Linked DNA regions of Homo sapiens: region 1 is linked to region 2. A link is a loop called in an ENCODE intact Hi-C map of the cell type or tissue named here. Cell type or tissue: endothelial cell of umbilical vein. All regions are shown on one strand. Each heading gives the region's core, and the rest is flanking DNA. Links, peaks and the distances in the headings are about the cores only. Region 1 has its middle 10 kb from the start of GADD45A. Region 2 overlaps LOC105378780 (a long non-coding RNA gene).

Region 1 (5,383 bases), core at 80-5,079, 84 kb after region 2:
CCTCACAGTTCCATTCTATCTGTCTCTAAAACACTTTTAATACAGTATCAGTCTTCCACCAAGATACAATTGTAAAGTCCATGAGGTTAGGAACAATGTCTATCATTTTACCATCATATCTCCCTCCTGGGCTTAGCACAATCCATGGCACACAGTAGGAGCTTAACAAATATTTACTGGAAGAGTAAATAAATATTTGTTGACAGAGTAATTGAATAAATAATACCCTTTTAATCAGTCCACAAATATTTAGTGAGTCAGTATCCTCTGCCAGGCAATGTGTAAGACACTTAGAATACAGTGAACAAGATAAACATAGTACTTGACCTTTTAGAGCTTATAGTCTAGTAAACTTTTCACCTTTTCTACTGGAATGAAATAACAGATCTAAGCTCTTTTAAAATCTTACCTGATTATCTGGCTCTTCTCTGAGTTCTTTTGAGCTACATAATTTAACCCTTAAATGCTCCGTGCTAAGCTCTCTATTATTTTTCTCATTTCTTCACCAAAAAGGTAAGATCCTTGAAGGCAGAGAACTGTTTCAATTTTTGTGTGTATGTGTCCTATCTTAATCTACACAGAAGCTTCTTTTAAGAGACTGAAAGAATGGAACTCTCTGAAGTAATGTAAACTTTATATATCTTGATTGGGGATATATCACTAATAGGGTTATGTCCTGATTGGGCTTTATATCTTGATTGGGTAACACAAGAATATACATTTATCAAAACTCATCAGATTGTACATTTATGATCTGTGTGTTTCACTGAAGATAAATATTACTCAATTAAAAATATATTTAAAGTAACACACACTTATTATATAAAACATCACCAAATAAAAGTAGGCAAAATAAGAAAATAAAAATCACCAGTAATCTCATCACTCAAAGAAGAACACTGAGGCTAGGTGCGGAGGCTCTTCCTGTAATCCCAGCACTTTGGGAGGCCAAGGTGGGAGGATTGCTTGAATCCAGGAGTTTGAAACCAGCCTGGGCAACATAGTGAGACCCCATCTCTAAAAAACATAATTAGCTAAGTGTGTGCCTATAGTCTCAGCTACTCAGTAGGAGGATTGCTTGATCCTGGGAGGTCAAGGTTGCAGTATGAGCTCATACACATCATGATTGGGCCACTGCACTCCAGCCTGGGTGACAGAGAAAGACCTTGTCAAAAAAGAAAAGAAAAGAAGAAAAGAAGAAAGGAAGGAAGAAAGGAAGGAAGGAAGGAAGAAAGGAAGGAAGGAAGAAAGAAAGAAAGAAAGAAAGAAACAAAGAAACAAAGAAACAAAGAAACAAAGAAACAAAGAAAGAAAGAAAAAGAAAGAAAGAAAGAAAGGAAGGAAGGAGAGAAGGAAGGAAGGAAGCAAGGAAGGAAGGAAGCAAGGAAGGAAGGATGGACAATAAAGGAACATTGCTTACATTTTGAGGTATATCCATCCACACTTTTTTTTGCACACACATACATACACACTATGGATTCATATAGAGTGTAGTGCCTTCTAATTTCTTTATAAACAGTATACTGAGAACATACATAAAAGGTTCTTTGTAATTACCTCTTGAAGAATTAATTTGCTAAACTGCATAAAAATCAGAATCCTAAATTTGTTTCCAAAACTTTTGGAGTGTACAATATTCCATCATCATTACCATCAACACTTGTTGAATATCAAATGTCATCCCTAAAGAGTTTTCTTGACAAAGAATGATCTTTTGCTAATGTTGCTAAATCTTAACTGCTAGATGATCACTAACAGTAAATTTTTAAGCTGGTACCGGATTTATGATCAGCTTCAACTAACATTCTAGTGTTCTTAGTGACTAAGTACAACAAGTATCACCTCAGAATTTATTCTTCTATTCCCCTCATATTACTAAGCTGTTAGAAGATCCAATTTATGGCATGTTGCTATTATATTCATTGTTTAATTTGGGTAGATTCTAATTTAATACAGGGACCCACATAATTGTATGGCTAGACTGTTGTGATCTACATCCTCATAAAATTTATCACAATATGAGCTCATACACGCAAATCTCACATTTATATCAGCAGTTCAAACCACATCAAACTTAAGACATAATATTTGAAGTCAGCAAAGCCACAGCCCACCTCTAACACTTCCTAAAAAATCCATTGCTAAATCTAGTTCACCAAGAAGATGGCATATGGGTAAATATTCTAGTGAGTCCTTTGCTGGTTTCCTGATGGTGCTACATAGACTCAGACAGAAGGAGAATTACTTGGAACTACCCAGAAAATGAGAAGAGCAAGGACTAGAAGCAAAGATTTGTGAGAAAGGGAAATGTCTTTTGCTTTACACTTTTTGGCAAATGATAAAAGGCAGCTTTAGTGACAGCAGCCAGATGGAGATCAAATGACAACTGTGAGTTCATAATGGTCTCCAGCATCCTGGCAAGCAGAGGGGCAGTAGGGGAAGTGGGAGGGGTCAGCTTTCCTGGTACTACAAGTCAATCTGGTGCACATCAGTGTTATCTGACGTCAGCTAAACCCAGTTCTGAGGCACTACATCGGGACCAGCTGCCACATACTGAAAGCACCCTGGCCTGCCTCTGTGCACTCCCTGAACTCCTCCTGCCCATAACATTTACAGGGTGCTACCAGTTAATTTATGTTCCCCACACCAGGGAGGATCCAGATGTCGAGGCTGCAGTTGCTGATTTGAAAGGAGCTCACAAATACAGGAAGCTCTCAGAGGATAAAAGAAAACATGAGTATTTTACAGTGAACTTGAGAAACTCATTGTTCTGTATTAAAAAACACGCACACGAGAAGTGTTTGAATAACATCAAGCCTGTTCCTTAGCATGCACAGAAACACATGATTCACATTATCAAAACTGCCTAAAAAGGCTGGTTGTGGTGGCTCACATCTCTAATCCTAGCACTTTGGGAGGCTGAAATGGGTGGATTACTTGAGGCCAGGAATTCAAGACCAGCCTGGTCAACATGGTGAAACTGCATCTCTACTAAAAATGCAAAAATTAGCCAGGCATGGTGGCGCAGGCCTGCAGTCTCAGCTACTCTGGAGGCTGAGGCACGAGAATCACTTGAGCCCGGGAGGCAGAGGTTGCAGTGAACCGAGGTTGCAGTGAGCCGAGTTCATGCCACTGCACTCCAGCCTGGGCGACAGAGCAAGACCCTATCTCAAACAAACAAGGAAACAAAAACAAAAACAAAAAACGGCCTAAAGATCTAAAATGCACTGATGGGGGAACCTCGGTTCATCTATAGTTAGAAAGGGAACATGTATATTGGATCTACCTGTGGCTGCCATCAAAATTCAGGGGAATTTTCACAGCAGTAAGGACGGACCAGGAAGTCCAGTCAGTACTTTTGCTGTTAGCAATGATGCCTCAAATGTTAGAGAAAATGGAAATAAATACAATATTTTACTTAGATGAAGGAATTAAGAACAAAGAAAATTAGAAAGGACATTGGAAAATGGGTGCCATCTAATTAATATTCATGGTGTCCTGCTACATGCAGTGTACTCTAAGTGCTGTGTGTATTTTGTCTCATTTGATTTTCATCATAAGTTTAAGAGACAGCGTTTGTCAGAAAAGAGGCAAAAGAGCTTAGATGGCTTGCCCAAGCCTGATTCCAGAGTCTGCATTCTGAACACTACACTCTGATGCCACGTGAACCACAGCTGTTCTAGAGAAGCATAATATGTGGTTAAGAATGTGAGATTTGCAGTCCCACAGATGTGCATTTGCATCTTGCCCTGGCCATTTAGCTAGGGGTCTTTTGAGTTAGTAACTAGTTTAACCTCTCCAGTAGGCTACAGCTTACTTAGCAATAAAATGAAGATAATAGTATCTATCTCATAGATTGTTGTGAGGGCTTAGTGACATCATGTAAATAAAAATTTACCATAGTGCTAAGCATGATAAGCATTTAGCAAATTAGTATTTTTTCTTCTTTTTATATTTTAAAAATTTATTTTAATTTTTTTAGAGATGGAGGTCTCACTGTGTTGCCCAGGCTGGTCTTGGACTCCTGGTTTACATGATGTCATGGTCTCAAGTGATCCTCCCTCCTCAGCCCCCTGAGTAGCTGGGATTATAGTCGCAAGCCACCATCCCAGCACAAATTAATATTCTTACTAATAAATAAAGCCTAGGGGAGGATCACTTGAGCCTGGGAGTTGGAGGCTGCAGTGAACTGAGATTGCGCCACTGCACTCCAGCCTGGGTGACAGAGGGAGACCCTGCCTAAAACAAACAAACAAAAACAAATAAACAAACTAAAATAAGGTCTGGTGGGGGTAGGGGAGGAAGTGTCTTTAAAGGAGCTGGCAGGCCTTGAATCTATTATAGTGTTGAGGACAGCATAACTTCTGAATTTTCTAAACATCTCTGGAAGCCAACTCACTGCTGCACACAGATTTCATGAGAAAATCTTCTAAAGGGATGCACATAGGTTGAAGTTTTGACATGTCTGAGTTTTGGAAATTATGCTAAGTGTCTTTTCATTAAACTTGGAGAAGAATGAAGGGCAATGCTCATATCATAGGTGACAACCTGAGAAAAAGTAAATTGCAGAGCACTGTAAAAACCCAGTGTTTAAGGACTCCTCATAGCTAGAACCAAATAAATTAGGATTTCCCCTGTGGTTAGATTTAAGGCAAATACAGCTTCAGGATCACAGATGGACTTGTTTTGATAGTTTACATAAAAGATATAAATCCAAACTTATAAAATGGAGTAGAGGGTCCAGTTGCTAGGGATAATTAGGGACACGCCAAATTAACCAAACTTAATTCAGATGGTCATTAAACAGTGACCCCACCTGGTTTTCAGTCGTTTTACCATCTGTTGTAGCTCCTTCTTCTCAGATGGGAGAGGTCTCACTAGCTCCCAGGTGTGACCTGTTTATTAAGACACAGTGCCAAATCATACTCCATAGCATTTGGTAACCAGACAATAAATTAAGGTTAATAAGGCAAGTTGTAACATAACTTCAACTGACCTATGGAAACAGATTGAAATGTTTGAAAATTGATATCAAAGCAGAGGAACATGAATGTTTTTTAAATTCTTTAGACACATTATCTGGTGATTGAATTTTTAAGGCCCAGAAAAATAACTTTTTTTGTGGTAAGGTAAGGTATTTGAGGTTTCTCAGTGACTGCGAAAAATATAGAGTAATTATAGAATAATAAAATTATTAAGTAAAAAATGTTAGAGCTGGAAGGGTCTTAGGGAACCAGACATTTCCCATTGTGACCAATATGCATGGCTCAGAGGCTATGGGGTGTATTGCAGGAGGGGAGTGAGGGGGAGCCTAAACTTGCCAATCCCTGCCCTTCACCCCCACTGCTATCCGGCTACTGCAGCCACAACACTTCCACTTTTA
Region 2 (5,383 bases), core at 296-5,295:
ATGGGGGTAGACACTGTTATTATCCCCACTCCCTTTCAAGCAGATGATGTTTTATCAACAAGCCGACTTTGCAGATCTGAGAAATAATATGAAGGGCTGGCCAACCTGGGTAGACCATGTGATAGCAATTCTTTCTCAGAAAGTTTTCATGTGATGTGCACATGACTTTTATGTTTGTTAATAAACACAGCAAGAATTCCAGCACTCCGTGTTCTTTTATAGCTATTATTTCAAATTCGGTGCTATGATCATCTAAATTATATGTGCATGTAGTTAAAGAGCCAAAAAGTTCTACATACTTTGGTTCAAATGTCAGTGATTACTTCCCCGTTCCCCACAGCTTCCCCAAATCTCCGCAGCGCAGTTTCCCATGGTCCAGAGACAACCACCTCCAATATTTTTGCTGATTCATTTTGTTATTCACCTCGTATCATGCTTATATTGCTACTTTGAGATTTCTCAGTTTAGGCATTATCTTTTGGCTTTGCACCATGAAAGATGAGGATTTAGCTCTGCCATCAGCGGCCTGCACCATGTGCAACATACAAATACGCTTTCCCCCTCTTCTATCTAATATAGATGTAACTCGATTTCAGCCAGAGCAGTATTTTTATAGCTGGTCATCTAGTACGCTAGACTTGTTACTTTTCTCACACATTATTTTGCTTGTTTTCTTTGGAATTATTTTCTTATTTTTAAAGTTTGGCTCATGCCTCTAATCCCAGCACTTCGGTGGGGGGACTGCTTGAGTCCAGGAGTTCCAGACTAGCCTGGGCAGCATACGACAACAACAAAAACTAGCCAGACATGGTGGTGCGCACCTGTAGTCCTGGCTATTCAAGAAGTTGAGGTGGGAGGATACCTTGAGCCCAGGAATTCAAGGCTGCGGTGGGCTGTGATCTTGCCACCACACTCCAGCCTGGGCAACAGAACAAGACCCTGTCTCAGAAAAATAAATAAATAAATAAAGTGGCTTCATTTTCTGTGTACTTATCTCTAAGTAAGCCTCAAACCTGTCCACTGTGACAGAAATACTTTCCCAACATTTCCACATATATTTGGTATTCTATCAATTTCAACTTTTTGAGGCAATCTCTCTGGGGGCCTTCTAACTAGCTTGGGTCTAGACAGGTGGCCCCTATGCTGGGTGCTCGGCTGTCACCCCAGGATCTCTGCACCATTGTCTTGGGCCTTCCCTGGGCCTCTCTCCTAGGTTGGAGTGCCTTACTTCTGGGTCCCATGCTTTCTTCTTTCTTGGAATCTTTTCATTTTGGAGCGTAAGAAAGAGGACAAAGGAGGGTTTTGTTTGTTTTGAGCCCATGGCACATGTTTAACCTACGATCTTTAATAGGAATTCTTAGCCTTATGTCAGAGATGAAGCAATTGAAGTTTAGGATTATTAAGCAGTTAGGAAGTTGTCGAGTTGGTCTAGTAGGATATGTCTTGGGTCAGAGCTTCCGTCACACTGTTTTCTTATCTATCTTCTCTGTTGAGCCATGAGCTCTCTTAAGGCAAGGACCAATCCTATCTGTTCCCTTTTGTATCTCTAGTAGCAGGCTGTCCTAGGCGCTCAACTAAGGTTTCTTGAGTGAATGTGTTGGGTCTGATTTTGGAGGACATTGTTTGTTCCATCCTAACGGAATAAAAATCCCAACATTTTGTTTTTAACCTGCCAAGCCCAAATTATCTGTACCTGCTGTAATTATCTCCCACTGCCCCAGGCGCCCCCTCCCCCACAGTTTTGTGCTTGTTGTCATCTTAGAAGACAGATAGACATCTGCCTGCACCTGAAATGGCTCAAAAAATTTCCTTGGGAAGGTCTCGCCTTCATTCTTAAACCACAACATACACTTCCAATGTTTATTTTTGTGAGACACACAATAGTATAATCACAAAATATTTTTTCCCTAAAGAACAACTTACTCAAGTGAAGGCAATGCTATATTTATGACTTTTTTTTTCCTGTTTTTAGGATACCTCATGGAAACTTGACAGAACAAAGGATTTATTTTTTATTAGGTTAAATCTGCTTCTTGGGTACTGTTTGCTTGCTGCCCATTAAGTCTGGACATCTCAATTTGAAAAAAAGGCACTTGGATTAATAAAAACAACCTGAAACAGATCCCTTTAGTGGGGTGACTCTGTATTATGTTAAAACGTAATGTGACAAACACGGCTGCAGCGCCCTCCCAGAACCCAAACCTTCCAAGCTAAAAATAGCCCTTGGTCTTTCCCTGCAACTCAAAAACAGGAACAGCATAACTTGTTTGCCTCATTATGTGTTCTGCCCAGGGATCCAGCCCTCTCACATCCTGGCTCTTGCATACTTTCACAAATTCTAATCTGCCCATTACAAATCCAACAGGCCTCATGGTAGGAAGTGAATTCTGCACAAACACAACTGCCCTAGGTCCTTAAACAATGCACTGTTCACCCAGGGGCTCACAGGAGGGAATAATAACTTTAACCACCACTTAGGGGAGGCATCTCTTAATATTTTTCTGGTTCTATGGGCATGAAGATAGGCACGCTATGTGTTTTAACCTTTTCCATCCTTACCATCTATGAGGGTAAATCTTATTATTATCCCTATTTTATAGATAAAGGAAATGAAGGCTCAGGAGATAAAAGAACTTGCCCACACTCACCCAAGACAGTGTAGGAGTGGTGGCCAAACCCAGCTGGCTTTCACATTAATGAGCATCACAGCAAACTACCTCACCATAATGCCATGGCCAAGTGAGTGGGACCTCCACTCAGAAGTGAAGGGAGATGGGCTGGGCATGGTGGCTCACACCTGTAATCCCAGCACTTTGGAAGGCAGAGGCGGGTGGACCACCTGAAGTCAGGAGTTTGAGATCAGCCTGGTCAACATGGCGAAACCCCATCTCTACTAAAAATACAAAAGTTAGCCAGGCATGGTGGCGCACGCCTGTTGTCTCAGCTACTCGAGAGGCTGAGGCAGGAGAATTGCTTGAACCCGGGAGGCGGAGGTTCAAGCCTCTGCTATCAAGCCTGAGCCGAAATCCCACTATTGCACTCCAGCCTGGTGATGGAGCGACACTCCGTCTCAAAAAAAAAAAAAAAAAAAAAAAAGTAGAGGAAGATGAAGGAATGTCTAACTCTAACTACTATTGGCCCATGAGAATAAAGGCAGAAGCTATAGATGCTCAGAGTTGGGAGGGATTATGTAGATCATCTATCCTTGGGTATCTTTTTTTCTGCAGCAGATCTGACAAGTTCCCACACAATTCCACGGGAAAATCATCGGCTTTGGATTCTTGACCCTCTGTGGAGGGAGAGGGAGGGCAAGTGGAAGTGGAGTGAATCAGTAGAAAGGAAAACAGTGCTGCAGGACAGAGAGGAGACTCTTAGAGAAGTGCTCTCCAGGGGAAGGCAAGATGGGAGAAACGAGCTGGCCTGAGAGGGGAACAGGGATGTGCCCTCTGTAGAAACAGGAGGAAAGGCCCAGCATGTGGGCACAGGCCAGTTAAGTTGGAAGTTTTGTTACTAAGAAGATGAGGTGGTTTCTAGGTGGTTGTTTCTCTTTTTCTCAGTGAACTGCAGGTGAAGGCCATCAGCTGCAAGTGAGGAAAGGAGAGAAGATACAGGAAGTTTGAGAAGACAGAGGGTGTGAAGAGTTTTGGAAGTGGAGATACTGAGAAAGTGTTTGTCCATCAGTGGCTTGAGATTTGTGTCCATATATGTCAAAGGAATCCCATCATCATGATCAGTGGATTCTGCAAAAACATGCAGCTGCTTGGGTGCAAGCATGATAGCTGGAAAGCTGGAGCTTGACATGTGAGGTTGTTGGACAGAGTTTGCAGGGCAGTGGTTGTAAGAAAGAATCATGACTCTAAGCTGGGTTGAGAGTGAGGTGTCTGATGAAAAAGTGGTAGCGCTAATAATAATCAAAGATCTCTATGAGATCTGCATACATATTGCACTGGAGGACCAGCAAAAGTGAGCTGGGAGTAGAGGCTGGTATACTTGAGGTTGCAATTTCAGTGGTGGTGCATTTAGTGTGGCTTGCAATATGGAAGGGCATGACCAAGGAAGAAGATAGCTAGGTGGGTGGGGGAAAAGGGCATCAGTATGAGCTGGCTGAAGAACAAGCAGCTGAGATATTGGATGGATAAGCCAACTGAATTTTGAAGCAACCAAGAATGGTGGCAATTGAAAGAAATGAGACGATGGTAAAGTCATTCATGAAAGGAGTGAGACAGGGTGGGCAGGAGATGGCAGCAACTCAGAGGCGCAAAGTCCGATGACATATACTTCAAAGGAAGAGGGGTTGAAGAAGGGAACGAATGGCTTAGAAGTGGCAATCGGAGGCCAGGCGCACACCTGTCCCATCTCCAGATACATGGGGAGGGTATGAGAAGAAAAAAAAAGCCAACCTGCTGTTAAGTAGCTGCAATGGAAGTTTTAGGACAAATCAGGCACTAGACGGGGTAAGCGGTGAGGGAAACATTCTGAGAAGGGATTAAGAATAGAGAAGAGGAGGCTGCTGAGAGGCTGGACAGTGTGGGGGAGATTGGTTCAGATTACCAGATGTGCAGAGCCACCATGGGGCTAAGGGTTGGGGTGATGCCAGATGACTTGGGATGGGAACTTGACCTTCTGGAGGTGACTGAGGTGAACAGGGAGGTGGGACATGGTGGGATTAGTGCTGATGATCTCATAAGAATCTGGTTTTGTAGCAGGAAGTTTAATGACATCAGTTTATTTCACTTCTCTGATTGCAACCCTTTACTAGCTTCTCATTGCTCTTTGGATCAAGTTCAGACCCTCAGCACTATCAACAAAGTCAAGCATGGTCTGGCCCTTTCTGCCTCCCCAGCCTCACTTCTAAGTCTGCCACAGCATTGAAATGAACCCAATTGCAAGTTTTTGTTGCTCGCTTGGTATTTCAGGCAATACAGCATAGTGGTTAAGCACAGTGATTCTGGTTCCAAACAATCTGGGTTTGAAACCTGGCTTTATCACTTTCTCACTATATGACCTGGGGCAAGGTATCTGATTACTCTGAATCTGAGTTTTTTCATTTGCAAGATGGGGTAAATAATAGGACCTACATTAGAGAGTGGTATACTTGCAAAAGCACTTAGATCTGCCTATCTGTCATGTGGGTTAGTTGTAATAGTCATTCCTTTCACAGGCCATCCTCTTAGCAGGGAATACTCATGCCATTTTTGCAGCCCCCACTCCACTCCTCCCTCTACCCACCTACTCAAGGGTCACCTGAGACATCCCTTCCTGCAGAGTTTTCCTTGGCCTCCTAGAGGGGTCTCAGGCTCCACCACTGCACTCCTGTAGCTGCCTGTTCCCCCATAATACCACTGTGCCCTTGTTGGATGCAACCTTCCAGCTTATTCACCAC

Evidence for each region. A loop is a pair of places that touch in the nucleus more often than their neighbours do. Peaks named below come from ENCODE experiments on the same cell type or tissue, not always from the same donor. Only the 100,000 strongest peaks of a DNase experiment are listed, where the experiment ranks them.
Region 1: a loop joins it to region 2, with 6 times the contacts of the local background. A loop is called at or near these places in 5 of 110 quality-filtered maps.

Annotation. Positions count from the first base shown.
Region 1 is chr1:67,672,321-67,677,703 of GRCh38, forward strand. No RefSeq gene overlaps it. Among named protein-coding and RNA genes, the nearest start is that of GADD45A, 10 kb to the right of the region's middle. In endothelial cell of umbilical vein, for the core only: no CTCF peak of the experiment used is centred there; a DNase peak (open chromatin) is centred at 2,501; H3K27ac peaks cover 1,703 bases.
Region 2 is chr1:67,588,276-67,593,658 of GRCh38, forward strand. LOC105378780 (a long non-coding RNA gene) reads left to right here. Exons shown (of 4, transcript XR_947474.4): 4 at 1,973-2,122. Among named protein-coding and RNA genes, the nearest start is that of LINC01702, 69 kb to the left of the region's middle. In endothelial cell of umbilical vein, for the core only: no CTCF peak of the experiment used is centred there; a DNase peak (open chromatin) is centred at 2,266; H3K27ac peaks cover 1,187 bases.